Regions from separate parts of the Homo sapiens genome. Here regions 1, 3 and 4 are each linked to region 2. Evidence: chromatin contacts called from ENCODE Hi-C or POLR2A ChIA-PET data. All regions are on one chromosome and are shown on one strand. Each heading gives the region's core, a stretch centred on a gene start or an enhancer-like site at or near the end of the contact. The rest is flanking DNA. Distances are from core to core; before and after follow the strand shown. Region 1 holds the start of PTPRA (protein tyrosine phosphatase receptor type A). Region 2 holds the start of FAM110A (family with sequence similarity 110 member A). Region 3 holds the start of DDRGK1 (DDRGK domain containing 1). Region 4 holds the start of DNAAF9 (dynein axonemal assembly factor 9).

What was found. A loop is a pair of places that touch in the nucleus more often than their neighbours do. ChIA-PET counts read pairs that join two places held with the same protein, here RNA polymerase II (POLR2A). Pooled maps may share reads with other maps.
Region 1: a loop to region 2 is called in a pooled map, with 10 times the contacts of the local background. The contact joins the promoter of PTPRA here to the promoter of FAM110A in region 2. A Hi-C loop is called at or near these places in 1 of 168 maps with a recorded cell type or tissue (CD4-positive, alpha-beta T cell) and 4 of 50 pooled maps.
Region 3: a loop to region 2 is called in a pooled map, with 7 times the contacts of the local background. The contact joins the promoter of DDRGK1 here to the promoter of FAM110A in region 2. A Hi-C loop is called at or near these places in 1 of 168 maps with a recorded cell type or tissue (naive thymus-derived CD4-positive, alpha-beta T cell) and 5 of 50 pooled maps. POLR2A ChIA-PET finds 5 or more read pairs at or near these places in 1 of 52 experiments (activated naive CD4-positive, alpha-beta T cell).
Region 4: a pooled map shows a loop between it and region 2 (5-fold over the local background). The contact joins the promoter of DNAAF9 here to the promoter of FAM110A in region 2. A Hi-C loop is called at or near these places in 1 of 168 maps with a recorded cell type or tissue (naive thymus-derived CD4-positive, alpha-beta T cell) and 5 of 50 pooled maps. POLR2A ChIA-PET finds 5 or more read pairs at or near these places in 1 of 52 experiments (PC-3).

The regions. Positions count from the first base shown.
Region 1 is chr20:2,872,073-2,878,683 of GRCh38, forward strand. It overlaps PTPRA (protein tyrosine phosphatase receptor type A), which reads left to right and starts at 1,409. Exons shown (of 24, transcript NM_001385305.1): 1 at 1,409-1,688. RefSeq lists enhancers at 1-156, 157-786, 787-1,418, 1,419-2,048 and silencers at 533-672, 1,293-1,362, 1,543-1,592, 1,603-1,882.
Region 2 is chr20:830,579-837,472 of GRCh38, forward strand. It overlaps FAM110A (family with sequence similarity 110 member A), which reads left to right and starts at 3,137. Exons shown (of 2, transcript NM_001042353.3): 1 at 3,137-3,373. RefSeq lists a silencer at 3,388-3,537 and an enhancer at 5,054-5,153.
Region 3 is chr20:3,203,432-3,210,258 of GRCh38, forward strand. DDRGK1 (DDRGK domain containing 1) reads right to left here and starts at 1,251. Exons shown (of 9, transcript NM_023935.3): 1 at 1,106-1,251. The coding sequence starts at 1,196. ITPA (inosine triphosphatase) reads left to right here and starts at 6,067. Exons shown (of 8, transcript NM_033453.4): 1 at 6,067-6,186. The coding sequence starts at 6,121. RefSeq lists enhancers at 943-1,162, 5,662-6,310, 6,193-6,262.
Region 4 is chr20:3,406,415-3,413,327 of GRCh38, forward strand. It overlaps DNAAF9 (dynein axonemal assembly factor 9), which reads right to left and starts at 1,255. Exons shown (of 37, transcript NM_001009984.3): 1 at 1,061-1,255. The coding sequence starts at 1,143. RefSeq lists silencers at 919-998, 1,059-1,298, 1,339-1,588 and enhancers at 1,579-1,778, 2,155-2,656.

The DNA.
Region 1 (6,611 bases), core at 159-2,658, 2.0 Mb after region 2:
ACAGAAGGCGGTGGTGGGGACCGGAGATGGTAGGACTGGAGATGGTAGGGGCTGCTGATGTGAGCCCACAATACGGAGGAGTGGGGCACAGAGTCCCTAACTGGCGCCCCAACAGAAGGCGGTGGTGGGGACCGGAGATGGTAGGACTGGAGATGGTGGGGGCTGCTGGGAGCCCCTTTTGCGCCGCAGTGTTTCCTGCCATGAAGAGTTGCCGCCGGTCACAACCCTTCCCCGGGGGCGCCCCGAATGTGGGACTCCTTCCGGCCTGGGGTGCGTGAGGGGGACTCAGGGGTTGCCCGGTCTGGAGGAGAGACTCGCCGCCACCTACCCCGGGAACCGCAGACTCTGGGTCTGGGATAAAGCGTCCCCTACCCGCAAGCTCGGTTTGTGCGCTACTGTGCAATCTGTCTTTTGCCTGCAGACGCCCAGCCGCTCGCCCTGCGCGGGTCTCGGAATGTCCAGGGGTCCCTACTGGGGATCACAACCCGGCGAAATGTCGCATTTGCCACCACCTATCTCGACTGCGTAATCGGCTTTCAGCCGCAGACGCTCAGGTCCTGCAGCACCCGCGGGGATCCGTGTAGGAACCTGCTGCCGCTGGATGGACTGAGCGATTGCTTCGCGGGTGTCACGCACCAGACGCCGTGCCGGGAGCGCCGGGAAGGGGGTACGCGCCCCAACCCCGGCCGGGGGAGGGCGCACTCTGGCTCCTCTCTGCGTTTTGAGCCTCCCCTCCCCCGCCAGGCGTATCGCAAAAGGCACCTCCATCGCAGAGCACCATGTGTTGTGCTTCTACTCAGCTCGGTGGCGAGCGGGGCCCCAGCATGCGCATCTGGAAAGCGGGGGAGATTACCCTGGAGCTCGGGTGGGGACGGCGTGGGCTGACTTGATATAAGACGACACCCACGGAGCCAGATCCGTTCTAGGGACTTGGCAGGTTCCTCTCCCTCCCCAGTGAGATCCGTCGTTCTTTGCAGCAATTAGGGGAGGGAAAAAAAAGACCCACAGTATCACGTTTGGAGAGGGTTAGGAAGATGGCTCTCGAGTTGCAGGCCGCCCTGGTGGCTAGACATTGGTGTAGTTTGTGCCTGGCCTCGGTTTCCTGATCTGTAAACTGGGAAGAAGGCCCAAGTCATGAGGCCTGTGACTGTAGAATGGCTGAAGGCACTGGTGCACTCGCAGCCGGTCCTTCCGGGGTCCAGCTTCCCGAAGGACTGGGCAGCCCCGGGGCGAACCCCTCTGGAGCTACCAGGAGAACGTGCGACCGGGTTCGGCGCCCCAGCCGGCAAGTGAGCGCCCAGCGGAGCGCAAGGGCGGGGCCCGCGCGGGCCGGAGACGCCCGTTCGCTGTCGGCCAACCAGCGCCTGTCTCTGAACAGCCAATGAACACGCGTCTTACAGCCAAGGCCGGGTCGGGAGCGAGGCTGCGGCGAGTGCGGCGCTGACAGAGACGCGCGCGCGCGCGATCGCGCTCGGACCCCGGCCGCTGCCGCCATCACTGTCGCCCGCCCAGTCGCCCCTCAGCCGCTTCCCCTCGCCATGGAGGCGAGGCCGCCGCCGCCGCCGCGGGGCTCGGAGCCGCGGGCCGGGCGGCGGCCCTGAGGGCTAGTGGCGGCCCGAAACGCCGCCGCGGAGCCGAGGCGGAGCCGCTGTCCTCGTCCCCAGCGGTCCCGCCCAACGCCCGACTCTGTGAGTGTTCGCGGCCGCTGCGCCCGGGTGGGCTCCGGAAGGGGGAGCGGCTCCCGGGGGCGGTGGGAGGGGTCCCGGGCCACAGCCCAGAGCCCGGAGCCCGAAGCCCTAAGCCATCTTTTCCGGGTAGAAGCCTGCGGGCGCCTGCAGGTTGATTGTGCATCCTTGCGGGTCCGTCGCGGGGAGGGGGTCCCCGGAAACGTGCCGGCCCGAGTGCCGACCCCTCGCGACTGCCCAGGAACTTTGCATGCGTCCTTCTGGGACCAGGCCAGGGCACTGCCAGAGTTGATTCTCAGAGAAGAAACTTAGAACGGCGAGAACAGAATTTGCTCAGGTCCATTTAATGGGAGGAAAGAGGAAAACTCTTGGCATGAGAAAATTTGCTTTTGCAGTGACCAACTTTTCTTTCCCTTCAAGTCCACCTCCCTCGGTCCCCCGGCCCGTCTCCCAGGCCCCTCTCCTTGCCGCCCTCTCCCAACTGTTGAGGCTGTTTAAGAAGGGAAATAAGGGCTGAGAGCTGCCCAGAATTCAGAATAGGCCAATTGAGAACGCAGGTCCCCTCCCTTTTTACTTTCGGTAAATAAAAAATTTTTTTTGAAAAAATTAGTTACTAATTATATCTCCTGAAGATTAAAAAAAAAAAATAGCAGAGCAGAGTCCTGTCTTGAGGGTTTCGTTTTTATTTTTGAGATCACTGATGATATTTGTAAGACAGGAAAAGAAGAATGTGCAAATCCACCCTCTGCAGGGTGAACGCCATCAGAAGCCTTTGCTCAGGAGAGGGATTCCGGCTCTAGAACCAGTCCACATCACCCTGGAGATGGCTTCGTTTGCCACCTGCTAGCTGTGCAGGCAGCCTGAGAAACAGAAGATGGTGGGCGAGAGGAGGACTGACTAGGAAAGGGCGAACATCTTCCTGCCTGGCCACTCCTTTCAGAAACAGATCTGATGCTGTCACTTGTTTACTTAAAAACTCCCTCGCTTTTCTTTTTCCCATGGGATGAATGAAGCCTAAAATGCCTTATCAGGTCATACAAAGCCCTTGACAATCTTGCCTCAATTTACTCCTTTACTTTTAGCCTAATCGGATCCTCCAATTCTCCTTCCCCTCATCCCGCTTGCTGGCTAGTATTCAGAGCTGCTTGACTGCCCCCTCACATGTTGGGATGTTTTTGTTTTATGTGATCCTCTTTCTTCCCCACCTTTACCTGCCAAGCTCCACTTTTTCTTTTAAAGTTCTTCTCATTTGAGAAGCTTCTTGCGGGCAGGAGCTGTGTCTTGCCCACCTTTCTATCTCCCGTGGTGGGAGAATCCTCCAAGTTGTCTTGTAGATTCTTTCCAATCTCTTCTCTCTTATGCCTAGGCTCTGTTTATTTCCCGGTATCCACTTCCCAAGAGATTTTTTCGTGTTTTGAAGGCCTGCTTGGAGTACATGCCCAGGACTTTTAGTATTTCTGATTCCCGGCTTCCCCATGTCCATCCCACCCAGCCCCCATAAGCAGTCAGCAGGTGGGAACTGGTAGGTCCCATATCCCACTGGCCTCCAAAAAACTGTCTCTGAAAGACTAAAAGCCCTTCAGTCTCTTTTCACCTCTGCCTGCTCAAAGTGACCTGGCTGATACCGTGCATTGTAAGGCATGGTGGGATCCCGGGGCCTGTTCTCTGTTTAGCCACTTAACATCTGGGTGAAATACAGAACCAGAAAAACCACCCCTCTGACTTCAGTACATTCATGTGTCTTCCCTTTGCCAGGTGAATTGCTTGGGATACAAAAGTGAGGAAGTCAGTCCTTAACCTTTGAGGAACTCAGAGTCTAATGTAGGACAGGTGGATATAAATACATCACAGGTGCTATAAGATTGTGATAATAATAATAGCTATTTTTTATTTGCCTTGTGACAAGCTATGTAATGTTTTCCATGAATTCCCTCAGTCTTTTCAACAGTCATAAAAGGGCTTATTCCTACTCTACAGGGTTGGAAACTGAGGCCAAACAGTGGGCAAATGAGGGAATAGTCAAGATTTGAATTTTGGCCGTGTATTTGCAGAGCCTCTGCCAGGCTGTGTAGGGAGCATCCCCTGCCTGGGTGATTTGGGAAAGCTTTCCTGGGACGGGGGGGCCTTCGGATCATGAAGGATGCATAGGAGTTTGCGCGTGGTGGACTGCACACATAGGCAAGAGGGAGCAGCACAAGCAAACTTGGTGGTGGAAGGAATCCACTGTCCTTGGGGAGGAGGGAAGAGGTTAATCATAGCTGGATCAGGTAAGGACAATGGAGAGCTACTAGAGGATTTAAAGGAGGTCAGGGACTTGGGCTGAAAGAATTTTGGAAAGATCATTTGGGGGCAATATAGGGCCAAATGCAGATGCCCCTGCAATATAGGAGGCACTGGTTGGGTCTGACAGAGGTAGAGTCACAGCCTCTTAGACCCAGAGGAAGGTGTAGAGAGAATCCTGCTCAATTTTGGGAAAAGATAATTAATGCAGATGAGAGAAAAATTCAAAAGTTCTAGCAATACAAAAGAGTATATAGAGAAAAATGTCCCTCCTACCCTGGCCCCAAGTCTCCTGTCTCCCTAACCTCCTCCCCAGAGATGGCTGAAGTTTTCAGTTTATATGGCCTTCCATAGACACTGTTGCTTTATAAATATGTGCCTGCTTATCCATACTCCTCCCACCATGGGACGTACCACTCACACCTTACTGGGTTTTTTTACTTAACATATTTAGGAAATCATTCTATTATCAACATATATAGAGAGTTATTTGTTCTTTCTGTTGACATGCTTTTACTTATTTAGTTGTATGGCTGTACTGTAACATCTTTGGGTTAAATATTTGTTTCCAGGTTCTTCTCTTACAGCAATGAATGTCCTTGTACATACTGTGTTATGTGCTCATTTGCAAAGTTATCTGAACAATATGCTTTTAGAAGTAGAATTACTGGGTCAAGGGATATGTCTGCATTTTTGATTTGCAGACATGGAGCCAAACTGCCACCCGTTTCTGGGGGGTTGTACCAATTTATCCTCTCCCCCAAAGTGTATAGCTGGATAGATGATCTTTGGAGAATTCAGGAGGATCAACTACGATGCTTTTTCAGCTATTATATGCCTACTTTTCCTCCACAAATCCTCCCCCACCCTATGCGATTCTAGCCAGTTTCTTTGAATTTACAGAGGGAGATGTTGAGGCTCAGAAGGATAAAAGTAACTTGTGCAGGATGATCAGTGCGGGTGGTGGTGGGTGTTTTGTTTTGTATTTTTGCACCCCTCATGTTTGTATTTGCCAGCACCTTTCATTGGAGGTGCTCAGTGTCAGTTTGTAAACATTATTGCATTATTTTTCTCCATTTTCACATGGAAAAAAATGAGATGCAGGGGAAGTTTGAGTTATGAGAGGGAAACTGGCCAAATATAGAATCTTGTCATTTTACTTCCAGTGCAATAATAAATGTTTCCAAATGACAAAGCTGAAGAGATGTTTTTTGTTTGTTTGTTTGTTTGTTTGTTTTTTGAGATGGAGTTTTGCTCTTGTTGCCCAGGCTGGAATGCAATGGCGCTATCTTGGCTCACGCAACTTTTGCCTCCTGGGTTCAAGCGATTCTCCTGCCTCAGCCTCCCGAGTAGCTGGGATTACAGGCATGTGTCACTGTACCTGGCTAATTTTGTATTTTTAGTAAAGACGGGGTTTCTCCATGTTGGTAAGGCTGGTCTTGAACTCCTGACCTCAGGTGATCCGCTGGTCTTGGCCTCCCAAAGTCCTGGGATTACAAGCATGAGCCACCGTGCCCGGTGAAGAAATGGTTTTTTAGTGAGTCTGAGTACAACAAAAATAGCAATAATATAACACTAACTTAATAAAACTGAACAGCAGGCCCAAAAATAGCCCAACATTAAAATTTATTTTAATGTATTCTCTATGGAAAAGAGAATCCATTAAATGTAAAACTATTTATTTTACTCTAAATTCACATCCATTTGTGTCAGTGTACAAGACATAATTTTTATAGTAGCAGTCAGTACATATAGAATATGATTTTTGAATTCTTCAATAGCATAAAATATTTTATATTTACTCATTTAAGTATTTGTTCATTTAAAATCACAGGCTGGGTGCGGTGGCTCACGCCTGTAATCCCAGCACTTTGGGAGGCTGAGGCAGGTGGATCATGAGGTCAAGAGATCAAGACCATCCTGGCCAACATGGTGAAACCCCATCTCTACTAAAAATACAAAAATTAGCTGGGTGTGGTGGCGCGTGCCTGTAATCCCAGCTACTCGGGAGGCTGAGGCATGAGAATCACTTGAACCCAGGAGGCGGAAGTTGCAGTGAGCCAAGATCTTGCCACTGTACTCCAGCCTGGCGACAGAGCGAGACTCCGTCTCAAAAAAAAGAAAAAAAAAATCACAGTATAGTATTCCATGCATCGACAGCTGTAGTTTTTTTTAAATTTGTTTTTGTTTTTTTGAGACAGGGTCTCACTCTGCCACCCTGGCTGGAGTGCAGTGGCATGATCACAGCTCACTGCAGCCTTGACCTCCTGGGCTAAATGATCTTCCCATCTCAGCCACCTGAATAGCTGGGACTGCACAGGTCTGTGCCACCACGACCAGCTAATTTTTTTATTTTTTGTAGAGACATTTTTATGTTGCCCAGGCTAGTCTTGAACTCCTGGACTCAAGTGATCCACCCGCCTTGGCCTCCCAAAGTGCTGGGATTACAGGTGTGAGCCACCACTCTCAGCCAACAGCTGTAGTTGGTGCAATCCTTTTTATTCTTTTATTTTTTTCTACCTTTTTGCTATTATAAATGGTACTTTTATACCCCTTGTTCAAATACTTCTTTTGGATTATTTCCTTGGACTCTTACTCCCAACCTGGGCTCACCAAGTCAGAGGATACAGTTTCGGTGCCTAATTG
Region 2 (6,894 bases), core at 1,887-4,386:
CTGGGATTACAGGTGCCCACTACCACGTCCAGCTAATTTTTTGTATTTTTAGTAGAGATGAGGTTCTGCCATGTTGTCTAGATTGGTCTCAAACTCCTGAGCTCAGGTGATCCACCAGCCTCGGCCTCCCAAAGTGCTAGGATTACAGGTATGAGCCACCATGCCTGGCCAGCTAATTTCTTTTTAAAATTTTTTTGTAGAGCTGGGGATCTCGCTTTGTTGCCCAGGCTGGTCTGAAGCCCCTGGGCTCAGGCACTCCTTCCACCTCGACCTCCCAAAGTGGTGGGATTACAGGCATGAGCCACCTTATTGTGGTTTCTTGTCTCTTTCTAACCAAATCTTCACTTTATTACTTAATTTCATATCTGTAATTTTTTCTTAAAGAGGTCTCCCTAGGGCTGGACGTGGTGGCTCACGCCTGTAATCCCAGCACTTTGGGAGGCCGAGGTGGGTGGATCGCCTGAGGTCAGGAGTTCAAGACCAGCCTGACCAACATACTGAAACCCTGTCTCTACTAAAAATACAAAAAATTAGCGGGTATGGTGGCGGGCACCTGTAATCCCAGCTACTCAGGAGGCTAAGACAGGAAAATCACTTGAACTTGGGAGGCAGAGGTTGCAGGGAGCTGAGATCGTGCCATTGCATTCCAGCCTGGGCGATAAGAGTGAAACTCTGTCTCAAAAAAAAAAAAAAAAAAAAAAAAAGAAGTCTCCCTAGGCTGAAGCTACCTGCTCAATCTTCTCTTGTGTCTTATAGGATCACAGGATCCCCCTTGCCTTACCTCACTGTTACTCCCAAACAGTTCTCACATGTTTACAAGGGAATGTAACAGAGTGGATCAGAGAATTCATTCTGGATCCAGACCGACCTTAGTTTTCTCATCTATATAATGGGAATAATAGCAGGATCTCTCGCCTTAGATAGTCATGAAGTCCAATGAGATGATGTGTATAAAGCCCTAACACAATGTAGCAGAGGGCACAGGGCCAGGATTGATATTTAGCTGGTCCTCACGGATACAGCAGACTCCCTGTTTATGACAGTGGTTGGCTCTGATTTGGTTGGTGTCCATGCCAGAGTGTACAATCATTATTAGCTATTGATATATTATTAGCTCCCTCCCCTGCCCACCCAGGGGTTTACGCAGTAAGTTCTCAATTATTGGCAATCCAAACAAAGAATAAAAGACACCAGCTGGAATGAAACAGAGAAGCTGGTTCCAAATTGAGCAATTCAGACTGACTGCTATAAAATTTCCTCACCTTAAAGGCCCTTAGAGTTAATTCATTCTAATCCCCCTAAAAATATACTTTTTTGACATGTTCAAGTATTGGAAATTTGGAAAATTCACAAAAACACAAAGAAGAAATTAACTGCTGTGATTATAGATGATTATACACATATACATATGTATTTAATACATATTTATGCTGTACATAGTGTTTTGAAGCATACTGTACTTCAAAAAAATTTGGGAGGGGTGCATTGGCTTATGCCTGTAATCCTAGAAATTCAGGAGGCCAAAGCAGGAGGATCACTTGAGGCCAGGAGTTCTAGACTGGCCTGGGGCAACATAGCGAGACCCGTAGCTTGACATGGTGATGCGGGCCTGTAGTCTTAGTTACTCTGGAGGCTGAGGTGTGAGGATTGCTTCAACCTAGGTTACAGTGAGCTATGATTGCACCACTGCACTCCACCCTGGGCAACAGAGCTAGACCCTGTCTCTAAAAAACATAAATAAACCAATGTTTAATACTTAGCATTTCCCCCTATCTTTAAATATCTTCTAGCTACTTCACTTTTATTTTTATCTTTTTGAGATGATCTCTTGCCCAGGTTGGGGTGCAGTGGCATGATCTCAGCTTACTGCATCCCCCACATCCCAGGTTCAATCTATTCTCCTGCCTCAGCCTCCTGAGTAGCTGGGATTACAGGCATGTGGCACCACGCCTGGCTAATTTTTGTATTTTTAGTAGAGACGAGGTTTCACCACGTTGGCCAGGCTGGTCTTGAACTCCTGACTTCAGGTGATCTGGTCGCCTCAGCCTCCCAAAGTGCTGGGATTACAGGTGTGAGCCACTGCTCCTGGTAGCTACTTCACTTTTAATGGCTGCATAATATTCCTCATCAGAAAGTGGGAAAAATTAGGCTAGGTGGCGTGGCTCATGCCTGTAATCCTAGTACTTTGGGAGGCTGAGTTGGTAGAATTGCTAGAGCTCAGGAGTTTAAGATCAGTCTGGGCAACATGGCAAAACCCCATCCCTACAAAAAATACAGAAAATACCGGGTGTGGTGGTGCACACCTGTAGTCCCAGCTACTTGGGAGGCTGAGGTGGGAAGATTGCTTGACCCCAGGAGATTGAGGCTGCTGTGAGCTGAGATCCTGCCACTGCACTCCAGCCTGGGCGACAGAGTGAGACTCCATCTCAAAAAAAAAAAAAAAAAAAGAAAAGAAAAAGATAAAGAAATAAATAAAGTGTTAATAATTAAAAGTACTTTTAGAGGGTTATGTCATAAGCCTTGACAAGACTTGTTCTGTAAAGCTACCCGGCATGCAAAAAGCTCAATTAAGTTAGCTCCTCCACAGGATGGAATTATATAACCAATCCCTTTCAAGAGGCATTGAAGTTGTTTCCATTATTTTGCTATGATGAATAAGGCTGAGCAATATTAATCTTTGCTCATATCTTTGGTCATTTCCTTTGTAAATTTCGGGACTGCTGGGTATGCACATTTTAAAATTAACTCACTCATCATCATGCAGTTAGGAGAACAGAGAAAGGAAGGGGCTTGCACCGGGTCACATAGGGAGTTAGCGTCAAAGTCAGGACTAGGAACCAGCCAGGGCCCTCTAACTGGAGCTCTTCCAGCTGGGGTCCTAGAGGAAGTCCCAGCTGGCCGCGGGAGGGAGGAGGAGGAAGGGAAAGAACCAGGCGCCGGGGCTGAAGCGGCGGCAGGAAGAAGGTGGGGCCGGCTGGGAGGAGCGGGCGGAGCTGCTGAGCAGCGCCTCTCCTTCGGGCGGGGGAAGCTAAGCGGTCGCCTGGCAACCCTGGCGGCGCGCCGTTCGAACGGAAGCGAGGAACCAATCAGGAAGTCCGGGGCGAACCATTCTGGTGTGAAGGGGGGCGGCGTGCTCACTTCCCCTTCCACGGCGCCCCAGGGACTTTCCCTGCGGTGGGGGCCTTCGACAGTGAGGGCCACCCGCTCAGCTCGACCGCGGAGGGCAGCTCCAAAGGGGACCCCAAAGGTGCCCACGCGGGGCTGGGGCCTCCTGGGCGTCGTTGGGAGCGGCCACTACCGGCCCGGGTCCGAGCTGTCAGCCTCTCCAAAGCCTGCGCGAGAGGAGCCGGGACACGCCTAGCGCGGGCTCCAGGTGAGGGCGCGGGTGGGTCCGGGTGCGACCCCGGGTCTGGGGGCCCCGTTCCCCGAGCGTCTGCTGTCTGCTTTCTCCCCGCGTCGTACCTGCGTGTCATTTCACAGATGAGGACTCTGAGGCTCAGAGAGGCAAGTGTCCCGGCCCGGCGAGCTCTGGCGGAGAATCCAGTTCAAGTCTTTCTGCCCCACCTCGCAGCCCCCTAGTCTAGTCACATCTGGACTTGCCTTGAGAGGCCCAGACGGGCAACTGGTAGTCATTTTCCCAGCGTTTTATCGGCAGGGACCTGTAGACCCCTGGCTGGATCACATATCCCCGCGCCCCACACTGTCCTCGGGATACCCCCTTTGGGCGTCTGTCTTTCCTTCTCCGCAGTCCGGGGTTGGACTCGGCTCATTTGGCGCCTTTCTGTCTACGGGGACAGAGGACCACTCTTTGGGGATCGGACGGGACTGACATTTCTGGGCTGGATGCAGGGGCAGCAGATTCTCCAGCCCCCAGAGCCGCTGCTGGCCTCTTGGGAATCATCCCCAGTTTGGGGAAGGGAATAGAGCCAGTCCCTAAACCAAAGCCACTAGTCACCAGAGACTTTGGAATTGGGAGTGGGGCCGGAATCCCCCCAGGTGGAGCAGCTGACCTAGGCCAGACCCTGCTGTGTCTCCTGGGGACACCCCCTGCCCCCTAGGTTGCTATTGTCAGTCTCCTTTTGTAGGTGGGGAAACGGAGGTTCTAAGAAGTTAAGCCCCTTTTCGAAGTCACAGTCAGACAATGCAGTGGTTAGCTCCTAGTCCCTCTGGCTTCAATCTTAGAATCCTTGACACACAGAATCATGCATTTTGAGAGTCTTCAATCTCTTCATAAGGGAGTTACATATCCTCTCTCCTCTGGAGCCTGCCCCTGGCTTTGGGGGACAGGATCTCCGAGGACTCAGAAAGAAAACAAGGCTTTCTTTTATTCTTTCAACAAATATTATTTATTGACTTCATAAGCCCTGCTCTGGTTCTTGCATGTTTTGGTTTTTTTACTTATTAGCAAATGTATCATCTTCTCCCACTGTGATGCAAGGCAGGGGCTGAGGCAATTGAGCCAGTGCAAAATTTAGGGATGCCCAAAACCTCAGTAATCAAGACTGAAACTAACGTTCATGGACCATTTGTGTGTTCTGCAGGCAGGAGGTTAACTCACACAGCCTTCATGAAGTGCAGTCCTCCCATCTCTCTCTCTCTCTCTCTCTCTCTCTCTCTCTCTCTATATATATATATACACACACACATATATACACACACACATATATGTATATATATGTATGTGTGTATATATGTATATATGTGTATATATATGCATATTTATAAATCATGAAACCACTGCCCTGTCCCTGAGTTGCTCTGTGACATTGAGTAAGTTTCTTCAGTCTCTGGGCTGAGCTAAGAAGTCATGATGGTGCACTCAGGCCTGGGCAGAGGGCAGTCTAGGATAGGAAGTGGGCTTGGCTGTGGATCTGCCTCCCCCTCCCCTTTCTAATCCTGCGTGCCAGGCCCTTCCCCAAGACCTTGCATGTGTTATCTTCCATTCTGTCCTCACTGCAAAATCCTTCATCCCCATTTTGCAACCTCAAGTGCAGACCTAGGCCTAGAAGATCAACTTGGTATCAGTGGGCCTAGATGTCCACATCCACACCCATTCCACAGCCTACTCCCTTCTCCCTTCCTAATGTTAGTGCAAGGCCACCCTGAGCAAGGCTGACTCCTGGGCAGGCCAGGGCACCAGCGTCTGGGAGGCCTCCAGAAATAGCTCAGGGCCTGGTGTGGCTCTGGAGGTGGCCCAGCTGGGTGTCCCTGACCTGGACAGCTGGGCTGAAATTGAGCTGGGGCTGCCCTGCTGGCTGGCCCCTTGCCACTGCCTGGAGCCTTCCCAATCTCCTCTGGGGCAGGCAAGGGCCTCCCCAAATCTAGGCCAGGCTTCTGCTGAAGGGAAAGAAAGAAGCAGGTGGGAGGAAGGGGGCGGGTTGGGTGTAGAATGTCATGAAAATTATAACCTTTGGAAACCACACCTCCCACCCCCTCACCAAAGAATAAAAATCACTAACACCTCTTGAGCATTTACTATGTTCTAAGTACTTTACAAGTATGAACTCATTTAATTCCCTCAACTCTGTGATATAAGGTAATTACTGCTGTTCTTATTTCCATCTTGCAGAGGGGAAACTGAGCACAAGAGAGGTTTAATAATTTGCATAAGATAACCTAGAGGTGGAGTTTGAACCCAGAGAGTCTGGCTCTAAATTTTACATTTTTTGGGGGGGGGGGTGGGGTGGGGCAGTGAATGAATTAAAATGTATATAAAATAAAATTTACCATTGTAACCACTTTTAAGTATACAGTTCAGTGGCATTAAGTACATTCCCCATTGCCTCTCCCCCCAGTGCCTGGCAATCACCATTCTACTTTCTGTTTGAGTGAATTTGACTACTTTGGGTACCTCTAGGTATTATAAATGGAATCATAACAGTATTTGTCTTGTTGTGTCTGGCTTATTTCACTTAGCATAATGCCTTTAAGTTTCACCCATGTTGTTGTATGTGTTAGAATTTTCTTTTTTATGGCGGAATAATCTATTCTAATATTCTATGTATATGCCACATTCTGTTTATCCATTCATTCCTTGATGGACACTTGGATTGCTTTTGGCTGTTGTGACTAATGCTGCTTTGAGCATGAATGTACAAATATCTGTTTGAGTTCCTGTTTTTAATTGTTTTGGGTATACACTCAGAAGTGGAATTGCTGGGTGATCCTATGGCAATTCTGTTTAATTTTTTGAGGAACTACTTTACTGTGTTTCACAGTGACTGCACCATTTTATGTGTCCATCAGCAGTGCACAAAGTGCTAATTTCTCAACATCTTCACCAACACTTGTTATTTTCTGTTTGTATTTTTTTTTTGGTAATGGCCATCTTCAGGGGTGTGATGTGGTGTCTCATTGTGGTTTTAATTTACATTTCCCTAATGACTAATGGTGTTGAGCATCTTTTCCTGTGCCTGTTGGCCATTTGTTATCTTTGGAGAAATGTCTGTTCAAGTGACTCTGCATTGTTTTTTTTTTTTTTTTTTTTTTTTGAGACAAGAGTTTCGCTCTGTCGCCCAGGCTGGAGTGCAGTGGCGCCATCTCGGCTCACTGCAACCTCTGTGTCCCGGGTTCAAATGATTCTCCTGCTTCAGCCTCCTGAGTAGCTGGGATTATAGGCCCCCGCCACCATGCTGGGCTAATTTTTATATTTTTAGTAGAGACGGGGTTTCATCATCTTGGCCAGTCTGGTCTTGAACTCCTGACCTTGTGAACCACCTGCCTCAGCCTCCAAAGTGCTGGGATTACAGGCTTGAGCCACTGCACCCAGTCATGACTCTGCATTCTTAACCATTACCTGTGCTTCTCTTAGATTTGTAACCTCTGAGAATAGTGGATCAGCTTTCTGGGCTGATGAAGCCCTCCCTCAGGAGCTGGGCACTGGATGATCTATTT
Region 3 (6,827 bases), core at 1-2,500, 2.4 Mb after region 2:
AAATGACAATGCTGCCTATAAGCCCAGCCCGGCCCATGGCAGGAGGAGCGGCAGCCCGGAAGCCTCACCTCCTCTGCTTAGCGGCCTGCTGCCCACAGCACAAGGCCCCGACTTCTCAGTCTGACTGGCAAGGCCTTTTCCACCAGGCCCACAGCTTGGTCCCAGGCGGGGGCTCAGCCCTTCCCTCGGGCCTGTGTGAATACTCCTCTCCCCTCCCGGCTCCACCTTTCCAGCTGGCCTGTCAGGAGGCCCCTATCCTGATGTCCCCAGCTCTCATCGAGTACCCCCTGCAGGAATCCACTGATTTCTCGCCTAACACCACCTGTGGTTTTATCTGGCTCCCCAGCCAGAGAGTACACTTCCCGGCGGTGGCCGAGCCTCCCCCGGGAAGACCTGCTGGATCTCCGCCTTCCCTCAGCGTGTCCCTTCCGCTCCTGGGAGCGCGCAGGTGCTCAGAGGTAGCTTGTGGGCCCAGGGAGCAGGAAAACACATATACAAACCCGCCCGCTGACCAGAAATGGGGGGAAAGAGGGAGGATGGGTGTATCTGTTCTGTGCCCTGGCCAATGACATGGCCTTCTGATCGGGGAGCGGATTGGGGAGGGAGAGTGGGCCCTCTCCTTGGCGGGAAGGGAGAGAGCTTCAGGAATTTCCTGGAGCCGCCTCGCGCTTCTCCAGCTCGTGGGGGACAGGCAGAAAATATTCAGATGCCCCCTTCCTGGCACCTGCTCTGGAGCCAGGCTGGGAGGAATGGAAAACCCCTGCGGCCTCCCTAACAGGTGCAGAGGGAAAGGGCCCCGACGGTGACGGATGGGAGTGTGCGCCGGCCAGGGCCTCAGGCCTTTGGAGGTATGGAGTTCCCGGGGGTGAAGAGAGGGATGAGGCCAGACTCTGGCTTGGAGTCGAGAGAAAGGGGTAGCGGCGCGGCCACCGATTCCAGGTAGGGCACTGCGGAAGCCCCACCCGGCACACGACTAGCGCACGGACGCGCATGCGTCCCGCCCGCCCAGGTGCGCACGCGCAGGAGCCGCGGCGCGACGGTCCACAAAGGCTCAGAAGGCCAGAAAACCCGGTACCACCAACCCTGGTGCAGCGGCATCTCCTACCTGATGCCGCCCGGCCCCGGCTGCGAGTCAGGAAGAGGATAAAGCCGACTAGCAGAGCCGCCGCTACCAAGTACCACACAGGCGCCACCATGACGAGGGCCTCAGTGCAGAACCACTGCGTCCACCCTGAGGCCGGGATCTCATAGGCCCCGCCCCTATTTCCCAATCTAGACTCCGCCCACTACTCGGAGCCCCGCCCAGCGGCACATCACAGAGAGGCTTTAATGTCAGACATTAAAATGAGTTTGGGGGGTGTAAAGAAACCCACAATGTTAAGAGGAAATTATAGCAGACGGTATGTCCAGTAGAAAACATCTATGTATGTTTTTTTTTTTTGAGACGGAGTCTCTGTCGCACAGGCTGGAGTGCGGTGGTGCGATCTCGGCTCACTGCAACCTCCACCTCCCAGGTTCAAGCGATTCTCCTGCCTCAGACTCCCGAGTAGCTGGGATTACAGGCGCCCGCCACCACGCCCGGCTAATTTTTGTATTTTTAGTAGAGATGGGGGTTTCACCGTGTTGGCCAGGCTGGTCTCGAACTCCTGACCTTGTGATCCACCCACCTTGGCCTCCCAAAGTGCTGGGATTACAGGCGTGAGCCACCGCGCCCGGACTATATATGTTTTAAAAATCACTAAACAATCCCACATAGTGTTTATGGAAACAACCGTGGAAAAAGTACGAAAAGAGGCTTGGGACTGATGCACACCAACTTCAGGATAGCGATTACCTCTAGGAGGAGGGAAGCGGGTTGGGGTTTTGCTGTATCTGTGACACTGAATTTCTTTCTTTCTTTCTTTCTTTTGAGGGGAAGGGGAGGGGAGGGGAGGGCAGTACTGGAATTTATTAAGCTTTTTGTATACATGATAACAGAAGTAAAGATTTATTTCAGGAGCCAGGCACAGAGGCTCGTCTGTTAACCCAATACTTTGGGAAGTCTAGGTAGAGGTGAGCCTAGGAGTTCAAGACCAGCCTGGGCAACATGATGAAACCCTGTCTCTACAAAATACAAAAATTAGCCAGGTGTGGTGGCATGCACCTGTGATTCCAGGTACTTGGGAAGATGAGGTGGGAAGATCACCTGAGCCCAGGGAGGTCGAGGCTGCAGTGAGCCATGATCATGCCAGTGCACTCCAGCCTGGGTGATAGAGTGAGACCCTGTCTCAGAAAATAAAAATAAATAAAAATAAATTCAGGACCAATGAACAATGGTGAGAAAGGGATTTGAAAAAATACGGGCCAGATGAGGTGGCTCTCCCCTGTAATCCTAGCACTTTGGGAGGCCGAGGTGGGCGGATCACTTCAGGTCAAGTGTTCAAAACCAGCCTAGCTGACGTGATGAAATCCTGTCTCTACTAAAAATACAAACAATGAGTGGGGCGTGGTGGCACATGCCTGTAATCCCAGCTACTCGGGAGGCTGAGGCAGGAGAATCACTTGAACCCAGGGGGCGGACGTTGCAGTGAGCCAAGATTGCACCACTGCACACCAGCCTGAGCGACAGAGCAAGACTCTGTCTCAAAAAAAAAAAAAAAAGAAAGAAAGAAAGAAAAAGAAAAAGAAAAAATATGGGCTGGGCGAGGTGGCTCACACCTGTAATCCCAGCACTTTGGGAGGCTGAGGTGGGTGGATCACCTGAACTCAGGAGTTTGAGACCAGCCTGACAAACACAGTGAAACCCTGTCTCTACTAAAAATACAAAATTAGCTTGGCGTGGTGGTGGGTGCCTGTAATCCCAGCTACTTGGGAGGCTGAGGCAGGAGAATCTCTCGAAGCCGGGAGGCAGAGGTTGCAGTGAGCCGAGATCACACTATTGCACTCCAGCCTGGGCAACAGAGTGAGACTCAGTCTCAAAAAAAAAAAAAAAAAAAAAAAAGCTGGGCACCGTGGCTCACGCCTACAATCCCAACCAACACTTTGGGAGGTCGAGGTGGGTGGATCACCTGAGGTCGGGAATTTGAGACCAGCCTGACCAACATGGAGAAACCCCATCTCTACTAAAAATACAAAATTAGCCGGGTGTGGTGGCTCATGCCCATAATCCCAGCACTTCGGGAGGCTGAGGCAGGCGGATCACGAGGTCAGGAGATCAAAACCATCCTGGCTAACACGGTGAAACCCCGTCTCTACTAAAAATACAAAAAAATTAGCCAGGCGTGGTGGTGGGCGCCTGTAGTCCCAGCTACTTGGGAGGCTGAGGCAGGAGAATGGTGGGGACCCGGGAGGCGGAGCTTGCAGTGAGCTGAGATCGCGCCACTGCACTCCAGCCTGGGCGACAGAGTGAGACTGTCTCAAAAAAAAAAAAAAAAGAAGAAGAAAGATACAAAAATTAACCAGGCATGGTGGTGCATGCCTGGAGTCCCAGCTACTCAGGAGGCTGAGGTGGGAGAACTGCTCGAACCCAATATGCAGAGGTTGCAGTGAGCCGGGACCACACCACTGTACTTCAGCCTGGGCAACAGAGCAAGACTCCATCTCAAAAAAAATAAATAAATAAAAGAATGAAAAAGAAAGTTATCTATGGACTTGTAATTATAGATGTCAGTTGTGATCTTTTTGTTTGTTGGTTTTTTGAGACAGGGTCTCACTCACATCACCCAGGCTAGAGTACAGTGGCACTCTTGGCTCACTGCAGCCTCGACTTCCCAGGCTCAGGTGATCCTCCCACCTCAGCCTCCTAAACAGCTGTGACTACAGGTGTGTGCCCCCAAGCCCAACTAATTTTTTGTATTTTTTGTAGAGACTGGGTTTCACCATGTTGTCTAGGCTTGTCTTGAACTCCTGGGATCAAGTGATCCACTGTGCCCAAGCTAGTTATCTTACATTACAGAACACCTACTATGTACCAGGAGCTGGGATTTAAGAATGAGAGGTGAGGCTGGGCACCGTGGCTCAAGCCTGTAATCTCAGCACTTTGGGAGGCTGAGGTGGAGGGATCTCCTGAGGTCAGGAGTTTGAGACCAGCCTGGTCAATATGGTGAAACCCCACCTCTACTAAAAGTACAAAAATTCACTGGGTGTGGTGGTGCATGTCTGTAATCCCAGCTACTCAGGAGGCTGAGGCAGGAGAATCCCTTGAACCCGGGAGTCGGAGGTTGAAGTGAGCCGAGATCGTGCCACTGCACTCAAGCCTGGGCGACAAGAGCAAGACTCCATCTCAAAACAACAACAACAACAACAACAAAACACAGTGGCTGATGCCTGTAATCCCAGCACTTAGGGAGGCCGAGGTGGGCATATCACGACGTCAGGAGTTCGAGACCAGCCTGGCCAACATGGTGAAACCCCGTCTCTACTAAAAATGCAGAAATTAGCTGGGCGTCGTGGGGGGTGCTTGTAGTCCCAGCTACTCAGGAGGCTGAGGCAGGAGAATCGCTTCAACCCAGGAGACAGAGGTTGCAGTGAGCCAAGATCATGCCATTGCACTCCAGGCCAGGTGACTAGAGCAAGACTCCGTCTCAAAAAAAAAAAAAAAAAAGAAAAAGAGAGGTGAGCAAAAACAGATATGGTTTTTACCATTAGGATTTTTAGAAGAGAAAACAGAATCACACAAATGAATATCTATTTGCAGTGCAGAGGTCAGTGCTATGCAAGCAGATGAAAGGGAGCTCAGGGAAGGTTTTCCTGAGCTGGGGCTTGAGCTGGCTAAGATCCAAGAAAGGCATCCATGTAAGGTGGGCTGTTTTTCTTCTTTTCAGGCTCCTCGGGGTAACTGATGTCCCCCAAGCCCTCCTCTGCCCCCAAATCCCCATGGCCACTCCTCTAGGGACTCTGCATAATGGTTAGTGTTTCTACTTCAATAAAAGAAAACAGGTCACCACCCAAAGCAGTGGTTCCCACACATTTTTTTTCTTTTTCAGACGCAGTTTTGCTCTTGTTGCCCAGGCTGGAGTCCGATGGCACGATCTCCGCTCACTGCAACCCCCACCTCCCGAATTCAGGCGATTCTCCTGAATCCTGAATTCTCTGAACTGGGATTACAGGCATGCACCACCATGCCCAGCTAATTTTGTACTTTTTGGTAGAGATGGGGTTTCTCCATGTTGGTCAGGCTGGTTTCAAACTCCTGACCTCGGGTGATCCACTCGCCTCAGCCTCCCAAAGTGCTGGGATTACAGGCGTGAGCCACCGGGCTTTCCCACACTTTGATGAGCATCAGAATGGCCTGAGGAGCTTGGTAAGAACTCAGACTCCCTCCCTTTCTTGTCCATGGGCAGAAGTGGCCATTCAAGAGGTACTGACACAGGGGTCCAGGCGGGGGGCAGAGGGCTGAGTCTCTGGAGGAGGGAGGTCAGATGACTTGCTGCAAAGAGAGTATCAGCAGAGGTTCAGCAGACCCACCTTTGAGAGGGCACTTCCTACTTTCTGTTGTGTTTGGAATGCAAAGATCTGGCTGAAACGGTGGCCACGGAGAAGGGGTGATAGATTTGAGAGGCTGGAGGGATGAGGAAGTGAGGAACTCTACATACTGAGCTCTCAAGCCTAGGAGTGAAAACGGGTGAGAAGTTTGGGCTTGTTTTAGGCTATGCCGAGTTTAAGTTCACAGTCGAGTGGATCATAGCTGGCGGGTAAGGCTGAAGGTGAGATCAGGATGAGGGTTTGGAAGCCCTTGCCTAGAAGGAGGCAGTTTTTTGAGACAGCATAGGAGAGCGCAAACCTCCAGGGTCACAGGGCTGCAGTCTTCTCCTTTCGGAGACCCCATTGCAGAGAAGAGCGAAAGCAGGGGCGGGGTGGGGGTGGGAGTGGTCTCTTCCGGTTCTTGAAGATAGCGTCCCTTAGGCAGGAGGGGTGGGTCACTCAGTCTCCAGGCTCGGGAGGCCCCCAGCAAATCGGACGCTGTGGGCTAGGCCGCCACCGCGAGCCCACTCGCCCGATACGCGCCTTGGGGTCCGGGTCGGCTTTCCCCGGGACCCCTGGCCGGAAACTGAGCCGTTCACTTCCGCCACCAGCCGGAAGTTTTCTGTCACTGGACGCCAAGGAGTTTTCGGTGGCTCAGCTGGGTAACCGGGGATCACCATGGCGGCCTCATTGGTGGGGAAGAAGATCGTGTTTGTAACGGGGAACGCCAAGAAGCTGGAGGAGGTGCCGGGAGGGTGTTGGGGGCTAACTGGGAGGCGGCTGGGAATAGGGCGGAGAAGGGGCTTCCGGGAGGAGGGAAGCACGTGGGAGGAGGCATGGAGAGAGAACAGAATTCAGCCCGGAAGAATGGGTCCTGACCCGGCTGTGTGGAAAAGCTGGGGCGCAAGAAGGGAGTGGCTGCAGAATCGGGGCGCCCCGGGGTTGGCGAGGGAACGAGGGTCTCGACAGATCCCGACACAGGGCTTGTGTGGTCAGCGACTGCGGGACCCGGAGGAGTAGCGGGGCTCTTAACAACCGCCCCGAAGGTCACCTATTGAAGTAGACCCCAACCCAGTGTCCCGACACTCTTCTGGGACTTATCCACATCCCGCTGCTGGGCCAGGGCTAGCAGGACCCAGAGAGGGCGTGGGACGGAGTTCCACACTGAGCAGTCCGTGCCTCACCACCGTCCTGAAATGTTCTAACCTCTTTTCGCGTGTGTGAAATGGGGATGATGCAGGACATTTGCTTCACAGCGCTATAGAGAGGAGGAGTAAAGGAGGCAGTGGATCTAAAGTTTCTGTTTGCAGGGACTTTGTGGCTAGCAAGTAACAGAAACACACAGGGAGCTCATGTAAGCCACCAGATGACTCCTGTGGGAATAT
Region 4 (6,913 bases), core at 5-2,504, 2.6 Mb after region 2:
CTCTCCTGTTTTAATGACAGTTTAGCAGTACCAAAGCTCATCGCTCGCATTCCCCCTCTCCCTCTCCTTCTCAAAGGTCTCTGCTGCAACCCCTCCATCATTCCAACCTCCACACTGCGCCGGCGCCCCACACCAGCTCCATCACAAACAATGCCCAGACCAACAAGATCAGCACCAAACGCATAGGGCACAGAAATCGGAAACGGATCTTCCTATATCTAAAGGGGGCGGGGAACGCTCCCCACGATCACCCCCTCCCCATACTGAGGTAGCTTGGGACTGTGTCTCTACGGTAAGGGGCCTGGCGTCCGCCGCTTTCGGAGGTTCTAGGCCTCTTTCCCCTATTTATCCAGTTTTTCCTCCTGCGTCCCTAATACCTCTACTTCCTCCCAACCCGAGCTCCCTATTGTGGAGTGAGGGGGCGTCGCGATGCAGGCTGAGGCAGGGGGAGCTGGGGAAACGCGCGACAGGGGAGATGCTGTCATTATGTACGTAGGGGGCGGGGGACACTCTTTAAGGAAGCCGTTGTCAAGGGCAAAGGCTCTAGAGACCCACGGGAGGGGGCTTTCTAGGTAATCCATTTGGGGGTTCTACACGAGGGAGCTATTGTGTGTGTGGAGGTGTGAGGTCTGTAGAGTAGCAGTTTCTGAGGGAAACATTCCCTGGGGAAGGCGAGTGAGTTATTCATAGGGAAGCCTCTGTGGGGTTCTGTGTAGAAGAATCCTTCCTGGGAGAAACGTTCTATGGGGGTGAGGACGTCATAACAGTGTCTTCACAGGGAATCGCTGTCCCTAGGGAAGCCATTGTGGGGAAACCGTTGCAGGGTTGTCTGTGGGGGAGCCATTGTGGGGAAACCGTTGCGGGGTTGTCCAAAGGGGAGCCATTGTGGGGCCTCTACAGAGGGCGCCGTTCCTGGGAAAAATTCCTCCCTGAGCCGTTCAGCAAAGAACCGTCCCGAGGAAGCCATGTCGGACCACGCCCTGCGGCGGGAGGCGTCGCCGGACCCCGACAGCCCGCATCCCCCGCCCGGCCGCCCCTCGGCTGCCTCTGCCCCGCGTACCTGACGGAGGGTGACCCGCGGCTGGAGCCGCCAGGGGACCGAGCGCGGGGCAGCCCCTGCCGGCGCGGGGGGTACACGTCCATGGCGGCGGACGACTGGCGGCGGAGGAGGACGGTGCAGCTGCGAGGGTCTCAGTTGCCCGCAGGGCGGCTCCACGCTAGCTGCGGCCGGGCGGGGCGGCAGGGCGTGCCGGGTGGGAGGGGGCGCGGCGCGCGGGCCCGGCGGGGGCGGGGGCGGGGGCGTGGAGGGGGCGCGCGCACCGAGAGCGGATGGGGGCGTTGGGAGCGGCTGGAGTTGGGGGTCGGCGCACGGCCACAGGGACCCCACTTCTTAAGCTGCGAGGCCGCCGGACCGGATGTTGGGAGCGCGTGTCCGCAGGGTGAGGGTTGCCACAGCGCCGCCCGGCCTCGTCCTCAAGCCCGGCATCATAGAGCGGGGCTCTGCGCGGCGCCCCCCGGCCACGCACACGGACGCGCCCGGGGGCGGAGCCTCTCCCAGCCCGGCCCCGCCCCTCCGCCTCTGCCCGCCCCGCCCCGCCCGACCAGCCCCGGCCTCCAGCGAAGTCTTCCGCTCCGGCGTCAGGATCCAGCGCACCTCCCCAGTACCCAGCGCACCTCCCCAGTACCCGGCTCGCTTCCCTGTTCTCCGGAACGGTGTCTTCCCGCTTCCTGGTCATCAATTCCGCACCCACCCTTCAAACATCCAATAGATTCCTAGCCGGCCTCGGGTTAGCGCAGCAGTGCGCACCCAGCCCTGCGCAGGGCATGAGCGTTAGAGGCGCACAGGATCCCAGAAGACCCCTAACCTTTACTGTTAAGATCCTAGCTCTACCGGTTTCTGCAGGGACATGTACAAGAAACTTGGGAAATACTGCACTGATAGTTGCCAGGAGTCCTGTATATACAGGACGTATTTAATGATTATTGGCCTGCGTCCTTCGTTGACCTCGTCGGAATGCCTTAAATGTCCTGTATTCATCTTTTTACACTAAATTGCAATAATTAGAGCTATTTTTCTCCCACAGTAATTGGTGCTAGATCACTTAAATTACAACACTGGCTGAAAATCCTTCCTACACTAATGAAGATTTGGACAATCCCTATGGTGTCTCCTTCAGGTTTGGCTGAGGGAAGACCAGAAGGGAGTAGGAATTTAAAGTGCTCGTCTTTCATATTCAAGAAAGGAAAATACTTTTTTAGCTCAAGTCCGGAGTCGTGAACAAATAACCACCATTATTTAGAGATAACTTCTCGTCGGTGCAGCAGCTCTGAAAATCAGCCAATCAGCGATAGCCTCACTCCGGTAACTATGCTTCTTAGTAAATCAATGACAACCCCACGCTTCTGAAAGTCAGCCAATCAGTGACCGCTCTAAGCCTCCGACAATAGCCAATCAACAAGTGCCTGACACCAGCGACCAGGCTTCCGAAAGTCAGTGGGTACTCAGCTGCCGCACTCCACTTCTGATTCGGAAAGACAGCCAATCCCTGAAGGCGAATATTTCCAAAACCATTTTTTTTTCTTTCCCAGACTGAGTCTCATTCTGTCGCCCAGGCTGGAGTGCAGTGGCGCGATCTCGGCTCACTGCAACCTCTGCCTCCCGGTTCAAGCGATTCTCCTACCTCAGCCTACCGAGTAGCTGGGATTACAGGCTCCCGCCACCACGCCTGGCTCATTTTTGTATTTTTAGTAGAGACGGGTTTTGCCATGTTGGCCAGACTGGTCTCAAACTCCTGACCTCAGTTGATCCGCCTGCCTTGGCCTCCCAAAGTGCTGGGATTACAGGCCTGAGCCATCGCGCCCGGCCTTTTTTTTCTTTTTCTCCTTTTTTTTTGGAGACAGAGTCGCACTCTGTTGCTCAGGCTGGAGTGCAGTGGCGTGATCTCAGATCACTGCAACCTCTGCCTCCTGGTTCAAGCGATTCTTGTGCCTCAGCTTCCCAAGTAGCTGGGATTACAGGCCTGTGCCACCAAGCCTGGCTAATTTTTTGTATTTTTAGTAGAGACAGAGTTTCGCCATGTTGGCCAGGCTGGTCTTGAACTCCTGGCCTCAAGTGAATCGCCAGCCTTGGCCTCCCAAAGTGCTGGTATTACAGGCGTGAGCCGCGCCCGGCCTTCAAAACCTTTTATAAGATCAGCTCTGGCTTTGTTCAGAGAGGCTGTACCTTACAAGTACCGCTCTCCCTTGCAAGCAGAGAAGAAATTCACTTTTTTTTTGCATCAGATATTGAGTTCAATTTATTGTTTTGTCCGAGTTCAAAGTTCACAGCTCAAGATTCAATTCCCAGTTACTATTTGGTATGAGTTTGGACTTATGACAGACGCTATGACACCGTCATGAGATTTATCAAATACAACTCTTTCAATTCTTTCTATGCTTGCAGTGATCAATTTTTTAGCTCAAGTCCAGAGTCATGAACAAGTAACCACCATTATTTAGAGATAACTTCCCATCGGTGCAAAAGCTCTGAAAATCAGCTCTAAAAACAATTCAACGGGGCTACACGTGGTGGTGCACGCCTGCAGTCCCAGCAATTTGGGAGACTAAGACAAGTGGATTTCTTGAGCCCAAGAGTTTGAGACCAGCCTGGGCAACGTGGCAAAACCTCATCTCTCTGTCTCTCTCTCTCTATATATATATAGTTTATTTATAAAAATATATATTTATATTATAATTTATGTATACAAATATATTTCATATATGCACACACACACAAATTGGCCAGGCATAGTGGCATGTGTCTGTAGTCGCAGCTATTCAGGAGACTGAGATGGGAGGATCGCTTGAGCCTGGGAGGTCTAGGATGCAGTGAGTTAAGATCAGGCCACTGCACTCCAGCATGGGGGACTGAGTGAGACCCTGTCTCAAAAAAAAAAAAAAAAATCAATGAGTATAGGCACAGATTTGTGCAACCACCACCACAATCAATTTTAGAACATTTTTATCACTCCAACAGGAAAATCCTGTACCTATTAGCAGTCATTCCTCCATTTCTTCCCAACCACCCCAGCCCTAGGCAACCACTAACCTTTTAATTTGCCTATTCTGGACATTTCATGTTATCAGCATCATTCAATATATGGTTTTTCATGACTGGCTTCTTCCATTTAGCATAATGTTTATAAGGTTCATCCATGTTGCAGCATGTATCAGAATTTTGTTCCTTTTCATGGTTGAATATTATTACATTGAATGGATATACCACATCTTGCTTATCCATTTATCTGTTAATGAACAGTCAGATTGTTTCCACTGTTTTGCTATGTTTTGTAGCTAATGCTATTATTAACATTTGTGTACAAGTTTTTTTGTGGACACACAGTTTGTTTCCTTGGCGATCTAGGAGTGGGTTTCTGGATCACATGGTAACTCTACGTTTAACCTTTTGAGGAACTGCCAAACGGTTTTCCAAAGTGGCTGCACCATTTATATTCTCACCAGCATCATATGTGGGTTCTAATTTTTCCATATCTTCCCTAATACTCATTATCTTTTTCACTATAGCCATTTTAGAGGGTATGAAGTGGTATCTCATTGTGGTTTTGGCTTATATTTCCTGATAGCTAATGATGTCAAGCATCTCTTCATGTGCTTATTAGCCATTTGGACCTCCTCCTTTTTTTTTTTTTTTTTTTTTTTTTGAGACGGAGTTTCACTCTTGTTGCCCAGGCTGGAGTGCAATGGCATGATCTCAGCTCAACGCAACCTCTGCCTCCCGGGTTCAAGCGATTCTCCTGCCTCAGCCTCCCGAGTAGCTGGGATTACAGGCATGCGCCACCGCGCCCAGCTAATTTTGTATTTTTAGTAGAGACGGGGTTTCTCCATGTTGGTCAGGCTGATCTCAAACTCCCGACCTCAGGTGATCTGCCCACCTCAGCCTCACAAAGTGCTGGGATTACAGGCATGAGCCGCCGTGCCTGGCCTATACCTCTTCTTTGGAGGAATGTCTGCTCGAATTTTTTGACCATTTTTACTTGGTTACTTGTCCTTTTATTATGTTGTGGTAGCTCTTTATATAGTCTAGATATAAGTACCTTATCAGAAATACAATTTGCAAAAATTTTATCCCATTCTGTGGGTTGTCTTTTCACATTCTTGATATTGTTGTTTGAAACACAAAACTTTAAAATTTTAATGATATCCAGTTTATCAATTTTTTTCTTTTGTTGCTTGTGCTCTATGTGTCATAACTAGGAAACTATTGCCTAATCCAAAGTCATGAAGACGTACCTCTTACATTTTCTTCTAAGAGTTTAATAATTTTGGCTCTTACATTTTAGATCTTTGATTAATTCCAAATTAATTTTTCTATATGATGTGAGGCAGGGATCCAACTTGATTCTTTTCCATGTGGCTATTCACTTGTCTCAGCACCATTTGTTGAACAGACTATTTTTTTCCCCATTGAATTGTCTTGGTACCCTTGTTGAAAATCGATTGTGTTATCTATTTCTTTATTTGTGTATATGTGAATCCACAAATGCCAAATTGCAAGAGTGAATTTTATGACAAATTTTCTGAAGAGTGTACATTTATTAAAGGAGAGAAAATCCATTTGCAGCTCTTTATGTGGTATGCAAGTATTTATTCAATATTGAAAATGGTGGAAAGACAGATATACATCAGCACATACTAACGGCTAAGCATAAAAGATGTGTGATTTTTGTACCAAAGGAATGGATAAAATGACAAATTTTAAAGATAAATTCAGATTGAGAAGATAATCACAGCAAAGTTGTAATGGCCTCCCATACTGTCTGTTGTCATCATTCAGCTCAAGTCACTCTTTGAACATACCGCTACCAGTAGTATTTTCTAATGCCAATATTTCAAGCAAATTTTCAAATGCCAGGACAAAATCTACTGCAATAATTTGAGATGTAACGACTCCACTTACTACTGTTGCAGTGATTATCAAAGCTGTAAATGCCTTGCTGTTTTATAGCATAACCATGGATGTGAGTAATCACAGTGAAGAAAAGCTTTTCCTTTGCCTGTGCAACAGTTTCCTTGTGAAAAAGGCTTGCTTATGGGGCTATTTTGTGTAAAATCCCTTCCAGATGAGATTTCAGAAATGAACAAATTGTTGCAGAGATTCTCCTAATGAATTAGGAGTTATTAAAAACTGTACAGTTTTTGATGGAAAAATACAAATAAAATATTGGTAGATGCTCGCACTATGTTTATTCAAAACTAAAGTAAAGCTTGACTGATGCTATGGAAGCTATTGACTGTCCTGCTCATATTCTGTGTAATGCTGCTCAAACAGCATATGATGTCTTTTCCATTGCCTTTGAAGCAACTGTCCTGAAATTATTCTTATGTCAGCGTTTATAATATTTGAACTGAACAATTAAGATATTTTTGTGATTTTGTTGGCATTTAGTATTCCTCAATTCTCTTGCATTCAAAAAACCTGTTAGCTCTTTTTTTTTTTTTTGAGATGGACTTTCGCTCTCATTGCCCAGGCAGGAGTGCAATGGCACAATCTCAGCTCACTACAACCTCCGCCTCTTGGGTTCAAGTCATTCTCCTGCCTCAGCCTCCTGAGTTGCTGAGATTACAGGCATGCAGCACCACGCCTGGCTAATTTTGTATTTTTAGTAGACATGGGGTTTCATTATGTTGGTTAGGCTGGTCTTGAACTCCTGACCTCAGGTGATCCACCTGCCTTGGCCTCCCAACGTGCTGGGATTATAGGCGTGAGCCACCGCGCCCAGCCAGCATTCTTTAACATATGGATTTGAGAGACTCCTCAGTTTATTTGAAGTACTGAAAACATATTTTAATTTTAAAGGAAAAGCTCTCGGGCTAGGCACAGTGGCACGCCTGTAATACCAGCTACTGGGGAGGC